6 separate regions of the Homo sapiens genome follow, and regions 2, 3, 4, 5 and 6 are each linked to region 1. Evidence: chromatin contacts called from ENCODE Hi-C or POLR2A ChIA-PET data. All regions are on one chromosome and are shown on one strand. Each heading gives the region's core, a stretch centred on a gene start or an enhancer-like site at or near the end of the contact. The rest is flanking DNA. Distances are from core to core; before and after follow the strand shown. Region 1 holds the start of HSPH1 (heat shock protein family H (Hsp110) member 1). Region 2 holds the start of SPATA13-AS1 (SPATA13 antisense RNA 1). Region 3 holds the start of SUPT20H (SPT20 homolog, SAGA complex component). Region 4 holds the start of ALG5 (ALG5 dolichyl-phosphate beta-glucosyltransferase). Region 5 holds the start of RFXAP (regulatory factor X associated protein). Region 6 holds the start of SPART-AS1 (SPART antisense RNA 1).

Region 1 (2,704 bases), core at 58-2,557:
AAACTTGCTTTTTAAAATGTTGCCCTTTGCCCACCCTATGCTCCTATAGAATATTTAGTTCAGTGACGACATCCATCCTCTTTTGGCGTCCTAGCACAAAAGTATGCAATTTTTATTCTCTTTTAAATAAACTGTGCAAAATTAATTTTAAAAATACGGTTTACAATTCCTCATGAATGGCAAAGAGCAAAAAAAAAGACGTTTACATCTTTCGACAATGATCCCGGGCATTAAGGCCAACAATGTTAGCAACGAAGAGACTGGGTAAAAAGAGGTGGGCTAATCTTTCATAGGACTGCTTCCGTGGTCGCTAACAACAATCCGCCTGCTCACTGGACAAGCAGCGACACAAGCTCTGGAAGCTTCCAGTTCATTTCGAGATTCACAATGCGGAAGAAAAAGGCCGGCAGCCCCGCTCCGCGGTGCGCAAAGATATGCGCGAAGGGAGGAGGACAAGCTGGAGGCGGCTCAGCCAGCTCAGAGAGGCCGGGTGGGGATACGGGGGCGGCCGCGGAAGGCGCAGGCTGCAGCCTGCCAAGAAAAGGGAGCGAAGTTGCGGGCTTTGCCGCAGCCCGACCCCCAGTAGGTTTTGAAAACCCCCAATAGGAAGCCCGCACAAGGTGACGACCCTTAGAGTCTCGACTCTGGGACTCCTCTCACCCCCGTGAATCCCTGAGACAATCCCTTCTCCAATTTGTGATGGCAAGCCCCCCATCCCTCCTCTGGCCGGGTCGCTGGTCCCTAGTTCCACGGAGGGGTGCGCCGCTGCCCAAACGCCTCCGTTTGCCGCGGTGATCCGTACAGCCAGCCCGCGATCTTGGGTCCCCACACTAAGGGCCCAGAACCTCCTCCCATCCACCCTCGCAGACTCCCACTTACGGGGTGCACCGGTCGCTGAACTCATTGGCGATGGTCTCGATGCCCCCGGCCCGGGCTACCGCGATGTAGCAGCTCTGCGAGCCCACGTCCAACCCCACCACCGACATGGCCGGCTCGCGGTCCGCCTCCGCCTCGGGTCTCGGTCTGCGTCCTCCGGCCCCCTGCCTGCTTCTCCTGCCGCCGCTTTCTGCCCTGGCCGCGTTCTGCTCCGGCCCGCGGGGTCTGGCCGTTCCTCTGACACTCAGAAGGACACACAGACAGCCGCGGCCTGTCAGGAGCCTCCTACTCCCCCGGGGACAGCGGCGGCTGGCTGATAAGAAACCCTGGGAGAAAGCGGGGCTCAGCCTCCGCAGGTCGCTCCGCACCTCGGGTTGCCTGCCTCACTCTGCCGCGGCTCGCACACCGGCGCCGGCGCTGAACTACCGACCCAAAAGGGGAGGTCCCACTTCCTCAGCCTTATGTATCGCACTGATCAGAACTTTCCAGAATCTGCGGCATTTACTCACCGGCGCCTCCACCGGCCCCTCCACGTGCCACTTCCGCTTCCTTCTTCTCGAGCCTTCTGGAAAGATTCTACCCAATGGGCAGCCGGTCCCCGGAGAACGGCCGCCGTTGCCATGGCAGCGACAGGGCCGCTCCCGTGCCATTGGCTCAAACCTGCCTCCGCCCACTCCCGCCCTAGCCACAGGCGTTTTGCTGCCCTAATAAAACAGGCAACGAAGAATGACTCCAAAACTCGGAATAGTCACAATTTACTACCGGGAGGTGGTGTCCGATCCTTAACGCTAAAGGGAGGCTGGGCGGGCGGAGACAGACCCCATTTTTGCAGAGACCCCAGACACCGGGATGGTGGGGAGGCCGGCCAGCTGTCCGGAGAGCATGTTGGGAATCGTAGTCCCGCTGGGAGAAGTGTGCGCCTTGCATGCTGGGATGTGTAGTCCTGGCCGCAGTGCTTGCTGGGACCCGGCTTTGTCTTCTGGGACTCGCGAGAGAGGCTGGGTAGGGTTTTGTCTGGCGCTTTTGCGCGGGTTCCCTGGCAATAAGCGTCATTTTGTTCGTTTGTTTTGTATTCACTTCTATTATTGTCTGGATTACCCCGACAACTGGTGCGTTACGACTTAGGAGAAGGAACACCAGTTCAAACCGCTTATAATAAAAGCAAAGGGGTTGTGTTAAGTGTTCTTGTATTCATCAGGCAGCAGGATGATCTCTTGTGGAGTAAAATGTCAGGTGTTTTTTTTTTTAAGAAATCGATTTTTAGTTGTGACGTCATTTGGCAGGCTGTCCACGGTATCACTTTCTGCTTATTTTTAAAAGGTCTGATTTAAGCCGACGCTGTTCTACCCTGCCACTCCTAGCCATAAATTGGTACTGTGTGTAAGTTTTGCTTTTTGTTTGATCTGAAGCAGCTTTTGTTTCTTTCCCTCAGAAGCGATGTCCCCGTTAACTTTTGTTCAGTAAAGAGACAGTGTAAGAAAAGGTGGAACTGTGTTGCTGATAACTTATCAGGTCTTTTATACCCTTTTGTGTCTTTTTAAGTTTGCTTCTGATCCCTGAGTTTACCTTATGTCAGGCATGTGGAAGTATAAGCACAGTTCAAATATGTTATTGGATAAGCGTGTAATTGAATAAGGAGTTGTAACCTAAAGTTAGAAAAATCTAACTCATAAAGAGTATGGGAATTCCTCCTTGTCTATCAAAACAAGTTGGTTAAGTCAGAGGCAAGACGAAAGGCCCAGGTTTACATTACATGTAAATTGTATGTGCTTTTGCTAGTTTTCCTGCCACTTAGGTGGCTTACTTAACATGCTTCAGTTAACTCACC
Region 2 (2,704 bases), core at 67-2,566, 6.9 Mb before region 1:
TAGGTGATATGTCCACCACCTGGTGGTACTGGAACAGGAAGAAGGGTGGGGTGTCTGTCTCCAGGGACCCTTGCCTTCTATATGTGAAGACAGGCCAAGTAAGTATTTAACAGAGCAGACAGTACTATAAAGAAAAATAAAACAGGATAGAGAGCATTCATTTCCAAAGAGTGTTATTCTAATGACACTCTAATGAACAGGATGCACCTGTTCCATGAACCCTCTCTCTCTTCCCTAGAAGGAGACACCCAGATCCTCATCAGTGGCAGCAGACACCTCCAAGTCTAGGACCTCTTAGGATAACTAGTCCTCCAGTTCCATGCAGTGCCTCTTCAGCGTTGATTAACTAGAGGCAGATTTAAGCAACACATCCCTACCAGAATGGCAAGGCAGGGAAAGGAAGGAAATAGAGAATTTGGGATGCTGTGGAGAATAAAACGTCATGCAAAGTTTACATTTCAGCATTTGAACAGATTCCATAAGTCAATATGTAGGATGCACCAAGGCACCAGTGACGGCCCTGCAGAAGATGACTTTGGGTAATGTGAGGAGTAGGAGCAGGTGGGGGAGATAGCCTCCTCTCCAAGGAGGTGACGCTGGGGACAGGTGAGTAGGAGGCAGTGAGGCAGAGATCCGAGGGAGGAGAAGTCCTAGCCGAAGGAGCACCAGAAGCCCAAAGACAGGCAGGAAACATGATGTGTCTGAGGTTCAGCAAGGAGGCCACAGTGACAGGAGCTCAGGGAGCAAGAGGCAGACGAGGATGTTGCAGGCTGGGAGGTGGGCTGAGGCTGGAAAGGGCTCTGCAGGTCATGAGGAGGCTGAGCTTGTTCTAAGTGTGGTGTGAAGCCATTGGCAGCAGGAGCATATTATGTTCCGGTTTATGCTTAGAGAGGGAGGGCAGTTTGTGGGGGGAAAGGAAGAGGAATGGAGATTGATTTGAAGGCGATTGCATTAGTCCATTTGAGAAATATGGTAGCAGTGACCACAAAAGCCATCCCCATTTTCCGTGGGTGCTCATTTTCCCAGTGGTACGAAGAGGCAAAAATGGCCAGCCTTGGTTCTGATTCACTGTGGCCAGGACTGTGAACTCTGGAGGAAGTACTTCTCCCTTGGGCACTAAATTCAGTTTCAACAGAGCAGAGTTCCTAGGTGGGAAGAAAACATTTTGCAAGTATATTATTAAGTAATCCTAAGAAGCCGCTTCTATGTTTACCCTTGGTTTCCGGCCCTGCATCTTCTGCTGTGGGCCAGCCTCTCCAAATTAGTCACTGCTTCAGAGCTTGCGTCCCATCCAGGGCAGTATGGCAACTTCTGGGTGTGTCTCCCAGCTGCCTCTGTAACTTCATTTTTATTTGGTTGTTATTGGGTGTGATGGGGTCATGTGCTTCCTTCTCTGTGACGTTCTGGGCCTGGATGGCGTGTGAGATGCTGCGACAGGATAGGGGCCTTCTAGAGGATCCACAGAGTGCAGGAAAACAAATCCAAGCCCAGCATAAGTGGCCCTTCCAGTAGGGACAAATCACCACCCCCTCTATTATGAAAAGGCCCCACTGCAATCAGCTTTCCGCAAGGGGCTGTCTGGTTCCTGCGGGGAACCGTATCATCAGCTTTGTTGAGGGGAAGGCCCAGACTTCCTGTGGTTTAGCCCAGGCTTGGCATCCATTTTTGCCACCATGGCCTTTTTCTTGCTTGCTTCTTTTTTTTTTTCCTTTTTATGAACCCACTGAGCAAGTATCAAGATGACTAGGAAGGAAGACTGGCATCTAGCTGCACATTGGGACAGCATGTCCACATGATGATTGATTAGCCTCTCTTGCAATAAGGATTCATGTAGGATGGACATCATCTCATGCTCTGCGGGTATTCTGAGGTAGCCAGTTATACTCCTTCCCCAAACCCATCCTCAGCCCATCTTGTTCTTTCCACATTCCTCCAGGCCATTCAGCCAGGCCATTAGCTCCTAACCAGGAGTGCGCACGAGCTAAATCCTTGCCTTGCCAAAGCCATCTCTCCTACTCAGAAAGGCTTGGGAAGAGTATTGCTTACATTTGCCGCCGGGAGTTTCCCTGTCCTGAGGACACAGTCACCAGGCTGATGGTAGGAGTTCTCTTTGAGAAGCTAGGAAGAAGACTTGTAGTAGGATGCCTACCCTGAGGCTCCCTGGCTCTGCTCCATCAAGAGGCCTGAGTCTGGGAGTTGAGTGAGGGCCCTCCCTTGTCTTCTCTGTCATGGTGGCTCAGGTCGGGCTCTGCTTGCCAGCCCTGGAGAGTTCCTCCTACACAATGTTGTGGTACCTTTGTGGAATCACTCATCTGTTTTGTTCCTGGGGACCCCGAGATCAGTTAACAGCACAACCAGAGATTTCACAGGTCAAACCATTCAGATGACCAAGCTGGCCCTGCTGTGTGGTATAGTAACTATGCCCACCTTTTTCCCATGACAGATGTCCCACCCCCATGGAGGACCAGGTTTGCATTGCAGTGGAACCATCTCTCAGCAGCATCTCTGGCCTAGAGAGATTAGCAGTACATTAATTATAAAAGCTGCTGTCACATGGGAGATGCAGCCCAAGGGGTGGTGAGACTCACATGATAGACCATCTCTAGCATTTCCATCCCAGTCCTGGAACTCCTTCCTTTCTATGCACTGAGGGTTTTAGGTTTATATACCAACGAAGTGCTAGAATGGCATCCAGCTCAGTAAG
Region 3 (2,704 bases), core at 78-2,577, 5.9 Mb after region 1:
TACTCCTACCCTTGAAAAGCTCGTAGGAGGTTTAAGTTGAATTTAGGTGAACGTGAAAATTTTCTGACCACTGAATTTGAAGATGAAGATACACTATGTACTTTTCGGACAAAATGTGATGACTTTAAGATTTCTTGTCACTAAATTGGGGATGGGGGCTTACTAACTTTAAATTATTTAAGTACTTCAGACAAAAACTAATAACTTCATATCTCTCACAAAGCAAACATTCTGTCTATACACAGAATTTACTAGAACCTGTGAGGAAACTGTAATCATTATCATTTCCGTTTTACAGAATAAGGCAATCAGAACAACTGACTTTCCTAACATCACAGACCTAGATCAGAATTCAGAACTCTGTGTCCAATCTTAGGTCCCTTCCAATATTACAACCTGCAAACTAATCAAACCGGCATCTGTTTTTACATTTCTTTAAAAAAAGCAAAGCAATTAAAAAAAGGACCCAATTCTGCTCAGAGACGAATATGTATTTCTTAATTTGGATCTAACTTTATAACATGGTGATCAACCCAAGTACACTGTACTCGACTCCGAAAATCCTGCTCGTCACTTTATATTTTGAGTCCTACTAGAGACTTTGATGAATTGCACTCAAGAAGACGCGGCCCCCACTACGCAGTGGCTACGGGAGATGGCTTCCAGGGCAACTGTTCTCCAAGTTCATTTCTGAGCGCCGGGTAACCATGGCCAGTAATTAATCCAATTCTAAGCGTTGCTATCAATTCTACGCGTTGCTATCAATTCTACTGATTTCCCTGATCGACCAGAGTCTTCCCATTGCAGGAGCTTTTGTCACAACTTAGGCTTTACCTGTACAACCGTCATCTCCACAGAGGAGCGACAAGCCTTTATGCAATATGGACACCAAGAAAACCGCCTTCGAAGACACGCAAGGCAAAATTCTTGCCAGTGTCCGGAAATACCCGTCTCTGGAACCCAAAAGTCAAACTAAAATTAAAAGTTCGGCTTAGCAACACCGCGAAAGGCGATGTAGGCGTCCACCTGGAGTTTAGCTGCCTCAACCTCCGCCCCGGCCTGCCGGGTCTCTGGGGACCCCGTCTTCCTCCAGCGGGCTCTGGGATGCGGCCCGCTCACCTCTGACCCTGGCCGGATCTCGCGCGTCTAAGCCACCGCGTTGCCAGTCGCTGGCCACCCACCTACCGCCACCGCCCACCTGTGCGGGTCGCCTCGCCGCTAGGCCCCAAGACGGCGCCGCCTGCTCGGCAGCAAAGCCCACCCGCCCCGTCGGCGGCTCAGTGCTGCACCCCCACCAACAGCCAGTTCCGGCGGCCGCACTTCCGATTGGCAGGCTGGGCCGAGGGGCGGGGAAGGCGGGCGGAAGGGGAGGAGCCGGGAGGGCGGGGCCGCTGCCAGGAGCCTGGAGCGCTGCGTTCCGCGCAGGACGCCGGTGAGGCCCGCAGAGACTTGCGTCCGGGCGGGAGGCGGGGCCCAGGATCTCTGCTCAATCCTGGAGTCCGAGTCCGCAAAGTGGGAGGGAGGGTGTAGATGTGAATTTGGGGAAAAACGACCCTGTTGAATTTCTAGAGTGGAAGAAACATAGAACTAGCTTTTCTCTTTGCTTAGCACATACAAATGGAAAAACAGCGACACCGTTACCTACATTTACTAGTCCAATGCGTACAACCTTCTGTAGTATATCAACTGCCAATGAGTTTATGTTTTTAAAAAAACCACCCCAGAGAAGGGTTCTAAAAATTCAGAAACCGCATTACTAGCACACATTGTAAGGTCTGTTTTGTTTTGTTTGTTCGTTTGTTTTTCAGACAGAGTCTCGCTCTGTCGCCCAGGCTGGAGTGGAGTGGAGAAATCTCAGCTAACTGCAACCTTTGCCTCCTGGGTTCAAGCGATTCTCCCTGCCTCAGTCTCCGGAGTAGCTGGGATTATAGGCGTGCACCACCACACCCGGCTAATTTTTGTATTTTTAGTAGAGACTGTTTCACTATGTTGGGCAGGCTGCTCTTGAACTCCTCATCTCAAGTGATCCACCCGCCTTGGCCTCCCAAAGTGCTGGGATTACAGGCGTGAGCCATCATGCACGGCCTGGGGTGAATCTTTTTAATGAGCATTTATTATTTGCCGTTCACAATGCCAAGGGTCATAATGAATGAAAGTGTCTTGGAATTAGAGTTAGTGGTTGCACACATTATAAGTGTATTAAAGTACACTCCAAAATAAAATCCGAACACATTAAGTGGTTACTCCCATTCCTCCCTCTCTCAGCCCCTGGCAAATGCCAATCAGCTTTCAAACTGTGGTACCTATTACGGATATTTCATATAAATGGAATGTGTGACCTTTTGGTCTGTCTTCGTAGCATAATCTTTTGCAGGTTCACCTTGTACACCTTGTTGCATGTATCGGTACTTCATGTCTCTTTATGGCTACTATTCCACTGTACCTAGATGCCACAGTTTTACCTGTCCATCCACTGATGGACATTTGGGTTGTTTCCACTTTCGGGCTATTGTGAATAGCAATGATATGAACATTTGTATACAAGTATTTGTTCGAGTCCCTGTTTTCAATTCTTTTGGGTATAAACATAGTGGAACTTCTGGGTCTTATAGTAATTCTACGTGAAAATATTTGAGGAACCCATAAACAAATGTTTCTACAGCAGCTGAACCATTCATTTTACATACCAAGAGCATTGTCGGGG
Region 4 (2,704 bases), core at 192-2,691, 5.8 Mb after region 1:
AGTTTCACTAGTTGTGCAACATTTGAGTACACGAGCTCATTTCTCCAACATGTTTCCTCACCAGTAAAATAATGCTAATGATAACATATATGTCACAGTGTTAAAGATTTAATAACTCCTATTAAACCAAGTGCAACACAACATATAGTAAGTACTACAATCAATAAATGGTAGCTCTTATCACTTCAAGCTAGTGGGAACAAATACCGTCAGTACAATCCCATAAAATCTGTGCAAAAGACCCAAAGTAAGGCAGCTTCAATCTAAGAATGTGTGAATCCACTCCCCGCCCGCACCCCGCCAAAAATCAATCAATCAATCAATCAATCCTGGTTTGCTCAAAAACTTGAAAAAACAAAAAAGCCCTAAACCCTGAAATCTCTACTAGTTAGGGCAAGAGAGGACTCCTCTCTCACCCAGATACTATCAACAAAGAAGTAAGGATGCATTACATTTTATCTAAACTGTAAATTTATACAACCTCTGGAAAGATGGCAGAGTGGCCTTCCTGGCAGTGCTGTCTAGGTGGCTAATCTGAATGTCAAGGAAGCTGAAATCCTCTCCACTTACTAACTAGAGGGCAGGCTCATTCCAAGGTGTGCGGGAGAGAGTTCGCCAATTTTCTACCACTTAACAATCAGCAAGTGTTTACAATGTTTTTGTGTTTCGAGAGCAAGGGCAAAGACAATCGAGTTTGCATTCTATCGTCCTGCCTTGTTTAGGGGCAGTATATTTAGGGTGCTTAATTCTGGGACACAATGCGACCCCGGACAAGGCGCCTGAGGCCTGTCTCTCTCGCTCACCCTGCGTCCCTAGTGGGTCTCATCGATCCACGCATTTATTCCCATTTGTAACAGATGGCTGCCGTCAAGGCTCCGTCACCCCTATTTGCTTAACCACATCAGCCAAGGGAGCAGGCTAGGGAGCACACCCCTTCTGGGGGCTCGAGACCTCCCTGGGTGGAGCAGAACTGCAGCGGCTGCAGGTCCCGGAGAGTCTGGGAGAGGTCGAGGTTGACAGAGGAGGTGGGTAGGGGGCGCGGGCGCCAGGGGCGATGGAAGCGGCGATGATGCCAGGCCGGGTGGGTGCGCTCCAGTGTGAAAAAACTTACAAGTCTCTGAGCACACAAAGAGATAAGATTCCAAGGGAAAATTAAAGAACCGAAGAAAAGGAGAGTGAAACTCCAGGAAACTCCGAGGTCAGGAATTTGGGGGAATCTAGGGGAAAAGGGACTTCTCCGAGAACTGGTAGCGCGGAGGAGGGGACGCCTGAGGAGCCGCAGTCTCCAGGAGAGCGGTAAGCCCCGGCCTGCGCGGGTTCCCATCCCTGTTCTCACCAGTACGAGGGCTGCGGCCGCCAGCGCCGCGCCGAGCACCGCCAGCTGCAACAGAAGCGGAGCCATTCTCCATGCCGTGGCAGCCCGCCCAATCCCGCACCTCCACACAGGCGGAAGCGCGCCCGCGCGACCCGGCCCCGCCGCCAGAGAGGTCGCGCCCGCTGGCCGCAGCGCCCCCGCGTGGCGAGGCGGAGAAAACGCCGCTCTCGTGCCCTCGGCGCCCAGTCGGTGGAGAGGAGCGCTAGGTTCCACAGCGGGGCGCCAGGTTTATCAAGTATGCAAGACGTCTACTTAATTTGAATTTCAGATTAAAAAACTAATCATGTTTTTAACAGCCTTATTAAGATAGCCACATACCATACGACTCATCCAGTTACAGGTTTCTGGTTTATTACATTAGTTTTTATAAACTGTGGTAAAATAAAAAGTTGCCATTTTAATCATTTTAAGTTTACAATAGTGAGTGGCATTAATTACATACATACTGTGCAACCATCACCACTATCTATCTGTAAAGCCTTCCCAGCTCCCTCCAGGTTCTGGCAACAACTAATTGCATGCTCTATTTGGGGCATACTCATGCTTTAAAAAAAAAAAAACCCACAAAAAAACAAAAACAAAAAACAAAAAAACCACGCTGTGTTTATCAGACATTCAAATTTAACGTGGTATCCTGTATTTTATCTGGTAACCCCACCTAGGAGGGAGATGGCAGCCTTGAGCACGACACAGTCTACAACACAAGGTGATGCTTAGGAGCCCTCAGCTCCGGGACCTGCAGAGCAGAACGTGGTGCGGACAATGAGCGCACAGAAAGTTCAGGTTTCTCGGCCGAGCGCCGTGGCTCACGCCTGTAATCCCAGCACTTTGGGAGGACGAGGCGGGCGGATCACAAGGTCAGGAGATCGAGACCATCCTGGCTAACACGGTGAAACCCCGTCTGTACTAAAAATACAAAAAATTAGCGGGGCGCGGTGGCGGGCGTCTGTAGTTCCAGCTACTCGGGAGGCTGAGGCAGGAGAATGGCGTGAACCCGGGAGGCGGAGCTTGCAGTGAGCCGAGATCGCGCCACTGCACTCCAGCCTGGACGACAGAGCGAGACTCTGTCTCAAAAAAAAAAAAAAAAAAAGTTCAGGTTTCTCATGTGTTGGAGCACGGAGCCCTTGACCAGTGAAGAGGCAAGGCCAGGGCTGAGCCTAAGTCACAGGCAGAAAAAAGACGCAGAAACATTGGAATAACGCTCCACACGCACTGCTTGATTCTGCGCTAGAAACCCTGTTATCTCCGAACTGTTGGTGTTATTCTGAGTCACAGCACCAGCTCTTTTATAAAGAGGGAGACCCGCTCCTTCTTTAACAGCAGATTCGT
Region 5 (2,704 bases), core at 61-2,560, 5.7 Mb after region 1:
AGGCAGAGTTGGGAAAATGTGCAGTAACACACCACTAAATAATATTTCCGCATACAGATACAATAGACATAAATAACCTTAAAAGCACAGATAATGATAAAACATAATAAAATAATTAGAAAATGAAGAGTTTTGAGATTTGTACCCTTTGTTTTTAATATAATCTTATTGTAAGTTTATGTAGTAAGACTTTTAATAATAGCAGTGTTTAATTTTTCTGCTAATTATATTCCTGAAATTTTAGCAACCAGTTACCATCAGTTGGCGCTAGCACACCACCGACTGCAGGCTTTACTGATGAGGAAACTGAGGCTCGGAGAGGCTGTCACGAACTTGCTGTAGTCACACAGGAAGTACTACCTAGGTTGCTCTAATTCCAAACCTTCTCCCTTCCATATGCCTCTCTTTAAAACATAACTGATCTACCTATATGTCAGCACCCAAACATCTTAGTGTGAATGGATTTATAGTTTGTTGAATAAAGTCATTGCTTTCCGGTAGGTGGGATGGGAAATCTGACTAGGCGAAAGAATAGGATGAAGGGAAAAAGAACATCTACTTAACAGTTCAGGATACGGCAGGATATTTTCTCTCCTGGGATTTGGGCAAGCCAAGATTTAACAACCAGCAATTGCCCAGCAACTGATAGAACTGGTAGAACATTCATTGTTTTTTTAAACGTTTGCCATTCAGTATTCCTTTTCACACATTTTCACTGTGTTAAACGAAAACGTTAAGACTTATCTCAGCAGCCACAGCAAAGAGCAAGTACTAACAATCAAGTGAGTTTCCAGGAGAAAAAAAACAAAGTTATCCCTCAATGCAAATACAACTCGGCCAAAGGTGTGGCCCATCCCTCTCCGCTCCACTATTTTCAAATAAGCCACCTCTGCCTTCATGGACTGCGAGCTAGTGACTCTAGGCTGTGACACCACTGCATCCCAGCTTCAAATCTCCCCTTGCAGGCAGTTTGTGGGGGAAATAATAAAATTAGCATCCTAACACTACAAGTCGTGAGACCGCTCAGGAACAATCCTAATTTGCATACTGGAACTCCTGTAGAAGATACTTTGAACCGCTTTAGATACAATAGGATCAGGTAAAACGGCGCTGCCTTGCCAGCCACTGCAGGTTTTCACCTGACACAGCCCCCAGACCCTGTCTACGAATCCCCCAGCTGGCCGAAGGGGCCGCGGCCGCACATGCGCAGTCAGTCCCGTTGGTTGTGCGCTCAGCCCCGCCCCCAGAGGCGCCGCGCTCCCTGACAGCCCGCGGGCGTACACACGCTGACGCGCAGGCTGCGGTCGCGCAGGCGCAGTCGGGGCGCCTTCCCGGTATAGGCGCCTTTTACCCCAGCGTGTCCTGAGTCTTTGGTTCGCGAAGTGCCGTTAGGCCAAGCAGGTGCTAAAAGCCCGGGGTCGTGGACCCCGGCCAGGTCTTAGCAGCATGGAGGCGCAGGGTGTAGCGGAGGGCGCGGGGCCGGGCGCCGCCAGCGGCGTGCCCCACCCCGCGGCCCTAGCCCCGGCTGCGGCTCCCACCTTGGCGCCAGCCTCGGTGGCGGCCGCGGCCTCTCAATTCACCCTGCTAGTGATGCAACCCTGTGCTGGGCAGGACGAGGCTGCGGCCCCCGGGGGCAGCGTTGGGGCGGGCAAGCCCGTTAGGTACCTGTGCGAAGGGGCCGGGGATGGCGAAGAGGAGGCTGGGGAGGACGAGGCGGACCTGTTAGACACTTCGGACCCTCCGGGGGGAGGCGAGAGCGCGGCTAGTTTGGAGGATCTAGAGGACGAGGAGACTCACTCGGGGGGCGAGGGCAGCAGCGGGGGCGCCCGGAGGCGGGGCAGCGGTGGGGGCAGCATGAGCAAGACCTGCACCTACGAAGGCTGCAGCGAGACCACGAGCCAGGTGGCCAAGCAGCGCAAACCGTGGATGTGCAAGAAACACCGCAACAAGATGTACAAGGACAAGTATAAAAAGAAGAAGAGCGACCAGGCCCTGAACTGCGGTGGGACTGCCTCGACTGGCAGCGCGGGAAACGTCAAACTCGAGGTATCAGACTTAGCTGAGGCCTGGGGATGGGAGGTGGAAGAAGAAACCCGATCTTAACGCAAACCGCATCTGCAGGGCCTGCCTCCCCACTTCCAAATGGGCCGGTTTGCAGTGACTGGGTTAGTGGTTGAGAATTAGAGTGTTTGCCCTAAATTAAAGTTTATACCAACATGTGCAAAGCAATAACAGTTCTGTTGAACTCATGATAGGTGCAGAAATTTCAGTAAAAATAATGTGACATCGGCAGAGCTGTCATAGATCTGGGATATGGCTGGAAGGACATAGAGTAAATGATCGGTCTGGTTCATCGCTAAAGGAGACTTAGGAACCTAGATGAAGTTGGTACTTCTGAGAAAGTCATCTCTTTCTGTTTTCACTACTCTATTCTCAGTATCCAGTTCTCAGTACCCAGTTCTCAGTACCTCTATTTGTAATACTCCTGTATTTAGTACTTTGTTTTTAGTGTCCTGTTCTGTTAACCCTCTTCCTAGTACCGTATTTTTAGTACTGCTATACTCAGTTGCCTGTCTGTAGTACCCCTGTACGTAGTACTCTTTTCTTACAACTCTGTTCCCAGTACCCCTATGTTTAGTCCCTTGTTCTCATGTTCTCACTACCCCAATACTTAATATACTTTGTTCTCAGTATCCTTGTTGTT
Region 6 (2,704 bases), core at 78-2,577, 5.2 Mb after region 1:
CCTTAGAGCTAGCACAAGTTGATCTAATGCCTATTTGGCCCTTTACCAAAAAAGCGGAGGGGGCTTTGTCTAACACCTGTATACACCTCCCTCCGTAGCATCCCGCTCATTCTAGCTTCTTAGGGAAACCATAGACAACGACGTTTCAGAGAGTGCCAGAGGTGAAGCCGACCCGAAACCACATTACAGAAAGGCTTCCTGTTTCAAACAGGTCCAATAAAGCCACCAAATTAAGTCTACGATTATAAAGAACTGCGAATCAGAAAATAATTCCATATAGGTGCAGTCTTCTATTACTTTTTTCCCCACTTTCGGAAATTTCAAAGAAAAATTGCTACATTCTTAAATATGAGGCCATTATTTCAAAGGCTGTAACAACCTGGAACGCAAATTCGTTAAATTATGATACAATAAGGCCAACCTCGAGGATCCTCGGTGGACTACTAGCGCACTTCCTTACAATTAGAAAGTGAAAAACTGGGTCAGCCCTAGAGTCACGCAATAATGCTGCGTCACGAAACTGCGCATTCCAAGAGAAACTTTTCTCAGGCCCAGAATTAAGTCGGAGGGATCCGCCGCGCAGCTCAATCCCTAGGAAGCATGAAAGAATGTATTGTAAAGAGTAAAATCACGCGCAATCCATCCCAATATAACCGCAGTTGTTCGTGGGCCTTCTTGCAGAGAAAGGCTGCCCAACCTTGACGGGGCCATGGGCGCTGCGGGAGGGCAAAAGACCACAGAGATCTGCGAAGCCAAAGTAAACAACGGGGTTGGGGCGGCGAGAATGATCAATAGCGATGCTCCGAAAGGACTCCGCGATAGGAATCGAGCGGGAAGGATTCCCTCCATCCTAACAGTCCATGGGTTAAGAGGCCGAAGCTTCCCTAAATACCACACTCCCGCGAGAGAAGGGACTGAGAACAACTTCTCAAACTATTCTCTCTCGAAATCGCTCCCTTCCTCGAAAATTCCATCTCTGAGACTCGGATGAGGTCCCCACCCCCTCCACCCTTGTCCCGTGACCGTCGCCCGCTCAGCCTCCCAGCCGAGTCCGCGGGGCCTGGGGCGCCCACCCCGCCCACCCAAGGGACCGCGCAGGGGTGAACTCCCCCGCGCCCCACCTGCGCCTTCCAGACCTCGGGCGCCCCGGCGTTGCCTCGAGAGCTCCCTGCGCGGCCGCCGCGGCACGGACCAGCTCCCACTCCCTTACACTGGGCGCCGCTGCGCTCGCCGGGGGCCGGTCCCGAGGTTCCCAAGGCCTCGCGCGCGCGCTTGCCGTGGCAACCAAGACGTTCCACGACGCGCGCTCTCGAACGCTTCGCGTCACGCGGCCGCGCGGCCCCGCCCGTCGGCCTCGCTCCCGCCACAGAGCCCGCAGCACGCCGCCGCCGCAGCCTAGGTCACGTGAGTACCCACGCGCGCGTCTTGCCAGCGGATTCATCACCGGCCTGCTCAGACTAGGTTCTGCCCACTCTGACCTTCTAAATGGTACGTGGGAGGACGTCCGTCCCCTTCGGACCCAAGAGTCACCGTAACACTCTAGAAGGGGAGAAAAGGAGCGAGGGCGGCAGGCGACAGAGAACCTCGCGAGTCAGCGGCCCCGCGCAGACCCCCCCAGGCACGGTCCCCTGCGGCCACGTCGGCTGCTCGGCGCCTGCGCAATCTCTTTCTCTCCAGCGAAACCGAGGCCTCCGGAGAGCCTAGTAGAGAGTGTGGGCAGTGAGCGCTTGTAGCCGCTAGAGGGAGCGCTGGGCACAGTGCACGAGAGACAATAAAGGCTGATTATCCCCTCAATGTCTCTGCAGCCTGAGCTTTGTGACTTCTGTATCCAGAGCACAGTTAATTTCCAAAAGCCCGCCTGCACCACGTGTTTTAAGTCTTGGTGTGTGTGTAAAGTCTATATCACTATCATAAAACTGTTAGTTCCTGATTCCGGGATACAAAGAGTAAAATCAAGATGAACATACTTTACCCTTCTTGACAAGTGTTTTTAAATTAGTAAAATATTGTAGATGACAGACTCTTCAATAGGGCTGCCTTAGGGAAAAAAAAACAGAAAAAAGAAAAAGCAGTATGTACTTGCCCGGAGCATTTAGAACCAGTTTTGTTGTTGTTGTGTTTTTGTTTTGTTTTGAGACAGAGTCTTACTATGTTGCCCAGGCTGGAGTGCAGTGGCATGATCTCGGCTCACTGCAACCTCTGCTTCCCAGGTTCAAGCGACTCTCATGCCTCAGCCTCCAGAGAAGCTGGAATTACAGCTGTGCACCACCACTCCCGTCTAATTTTTGTATTTTTAGTAGAGACGGGGTTTCACCATATTGGCCAAGCTGGTCTTGAAAGCTTGACCTCAAGTTAGCCAGGCTGGTCTCGAATTCCTGACCTCAAGCGATCCACCTGCCTCAGTTTCCCAAAGTGCTGGGATTACAGGCGTGAGTCACCGCGCCTGGCCTTAGGACCAGTTAAGTGACTCCCTCAAATCTCAGAAAGGTAGCAGTCAGTCATCCCAAAAAGCAAAACCTATTAGGAATATATTAATACAGTGGTTTCAAAATGATTTTGCTCTTATACCCCCAAAGGAGTCCCCAAAGACTATGACTGTATTCTCACTTCCACGTTTTTGGATTGACCATCACAATTTCTCATCTGACTTAAATAGTTACAAAAGAAGCAACTTCTGTTTTATTATAAATTAACATTTTAAAAT

Evidence for each region. A loop is a pair of places that touch in the nucleus more often than their neighbours do. ChIA-PET counts read pairs that join two places held with the same protein, here RNA polymerase II (POLR2A). Pooled maps may share reads with other maps.
Region 2: a map of CD4-positive, alpha-beta T cell shows a loop between it and region 1 (17-fold over the local background). The contact joins the promoter of SPATA13-AS1 here to the promoter of HSPH1 in region 1. A Hi-C loop is called at or near these places in 2 of 168 maps with a recorded cell type or tissue (CD4-positive, alpha-beta T cell and naive thymus-derived CD4-positive, alpha-beta T cell) and 5 of 50 pooled maps.
Region 3: a map of natural killer cell shows a loop between it and region 1 (26-fold over the local background). The contact joins the promoter of SUPT20H here to the promoter of HSPH1 in region 1. A Hi-C loop is called at or near these places in 2 of 168 maps with a recorded cell type or tissue (CD8-positive, alpha-beta T cell and natural killer cell), 1 of 37 single-sample maps with no recorded cell type and 10 of 50 pooled maps.
Region 4: a loop to region 1 is called in a map of B cell, with 14 times the contacts of the local background. The contact joins the promoter of ALG5 here to the promoter of HSPH1 in region 1. A Hi-C loop is called at or near these places in 4 of 168 maps with a recorded cell type or tissue (B cell, CD4-positive, alpha-beta T cell, CD4-positive, alpha-beta memory T cell and 1 more), 2 of 37 single-sample maps with no recorded cell type and 12 of 50 pooled maps. POLR2A ChIA-PET finds 5 or more read pairs at or near these places in 1 of 52 experiments (CD4-positive, alpha-beta T cell).
Region 5: a pooled map shows a loop between it and region 1 (19-fold over the local background). The contact joins the promoter of RFXAP here to the promoter of HSPH1 in region 1. A Hi-C loop is called at or near these places in 2 of 37 single-sample maps with no recorded cell type and 10 of 50 pooled maps. POLR2A ChIA-PET finds 5 or more read pairs at or near these places in 1 of 52 experiments (HEK293T).
Region 6: a map of natural killer cell shows a loop between it and region 1 (10-fold over the local background). The contact joins the promoter of SPART-AS1 here to the promoter of HSPH1 in region 1. A Hi-C loop is called at or near these places in 3 of 168 maps with a recorded cell type or tissue (heart right ventricle, naive thymus-derived CD4-positive, alpha-beta T cell and natural killer cell) and 9 of 50 pooled maps.

The regions. Positions count from the first base shown.
Region 1 is chr13:31,160,597-31,163,300 of GRCh38, forward strand. HSPH1 (heat shock protein family H (Hsp110) member 1) reads right to left here and starts at 1,308. Exons shown (of 18, transcript NM_006644.4): 1 at 880-1,308. The coding sequence starts at 986. LOC105370148 (a long non-coding RNA gene) reads left to right here and starts at 2,064. Exons shown (of 3, transcript XR_941825.3): 1 at 2,064-2,704. RefSeq lists enhancers at 402-947, 948-1,493, 1,105-1,184, 1,315-1,434, 1,665-1,934.
Region 2 is chr13:24,253,123-24,255,826 of GRCh38, forward strand. SPATA13-AS1 (SPATA13 antisense RNA 1) reads right to left here and starts at 1,317. Exons shown (of 3, transcript NR_046531.1): 1 at 1,214-1,317; 2 at 1-77. The region is part of intron 4 of SPATA13 (spermatogenesis associated 13); the gene reads left to right.
Region 3 is chr13:37,058,361-37,061,064 of GRCh38, forward strand. It overlaps SUPT20H (SPT20 homolog, SAGA complex component), which reads right to left and starts at 1,328. Exons shown (of 26, transcript NM_001014286.3): 1 at 1,199-1,328. RefSeq lists a silencer at 1,240-1,499.
Region 4 is chr13:36,997,899-37,000,602 of GRCh38, forward strand. It overlaps ALG5 (ALG5 dolichyl-phosphate beta-glucosyltransferase), which reads right to left and starts at 1,442. Exons shown (of 10, transcript NM_013338.5): 1 at 1,337-1,442. The coding sequence starts at 1,402. RefSeq lists a silencer at 1,358-1,657 and enhancers at 2,118-2,167, 2,628-2,704.
Region 5 is chr13:36,817,912-36,820,615 of GRCh38, forward strand. It overlaps RFXAP (regulatory factor X associated protein), which reads left to right and starts at 1,311. Exons shown (of 3, transcript NM_000538.4): 1 at 1,311-2,046. The coding sequence starts at 1,447. It overlaps LOC124903158 (a long non-coding RNA gene), which reads right to left and starts at 1,160. Exons shown (of 2, transcript XR_007063760.1): 1 at 256-1,160. RefSeq lists a silencer at 1,229-1,598 and enhancers at 1,829-1,878, 1,889-2,118.
Region 6 is chr13:36,345,104-36,347,807 of GRCh38, forward strand. It overlaps SPART-AS1 (SPART antisense RNA 1), which reads left to right and starts at 1,328. Exons shown (of 5, transcript NR_045181.1): 1 at 1,328-1,404. It overlaps SPART (spartin), which reads right to left and starts at 1,291. Exons shown (of 9, transcript NM_015087.5): 1 at 1,122-1,291. RefSeq lists a silencer at 1,140-1,189.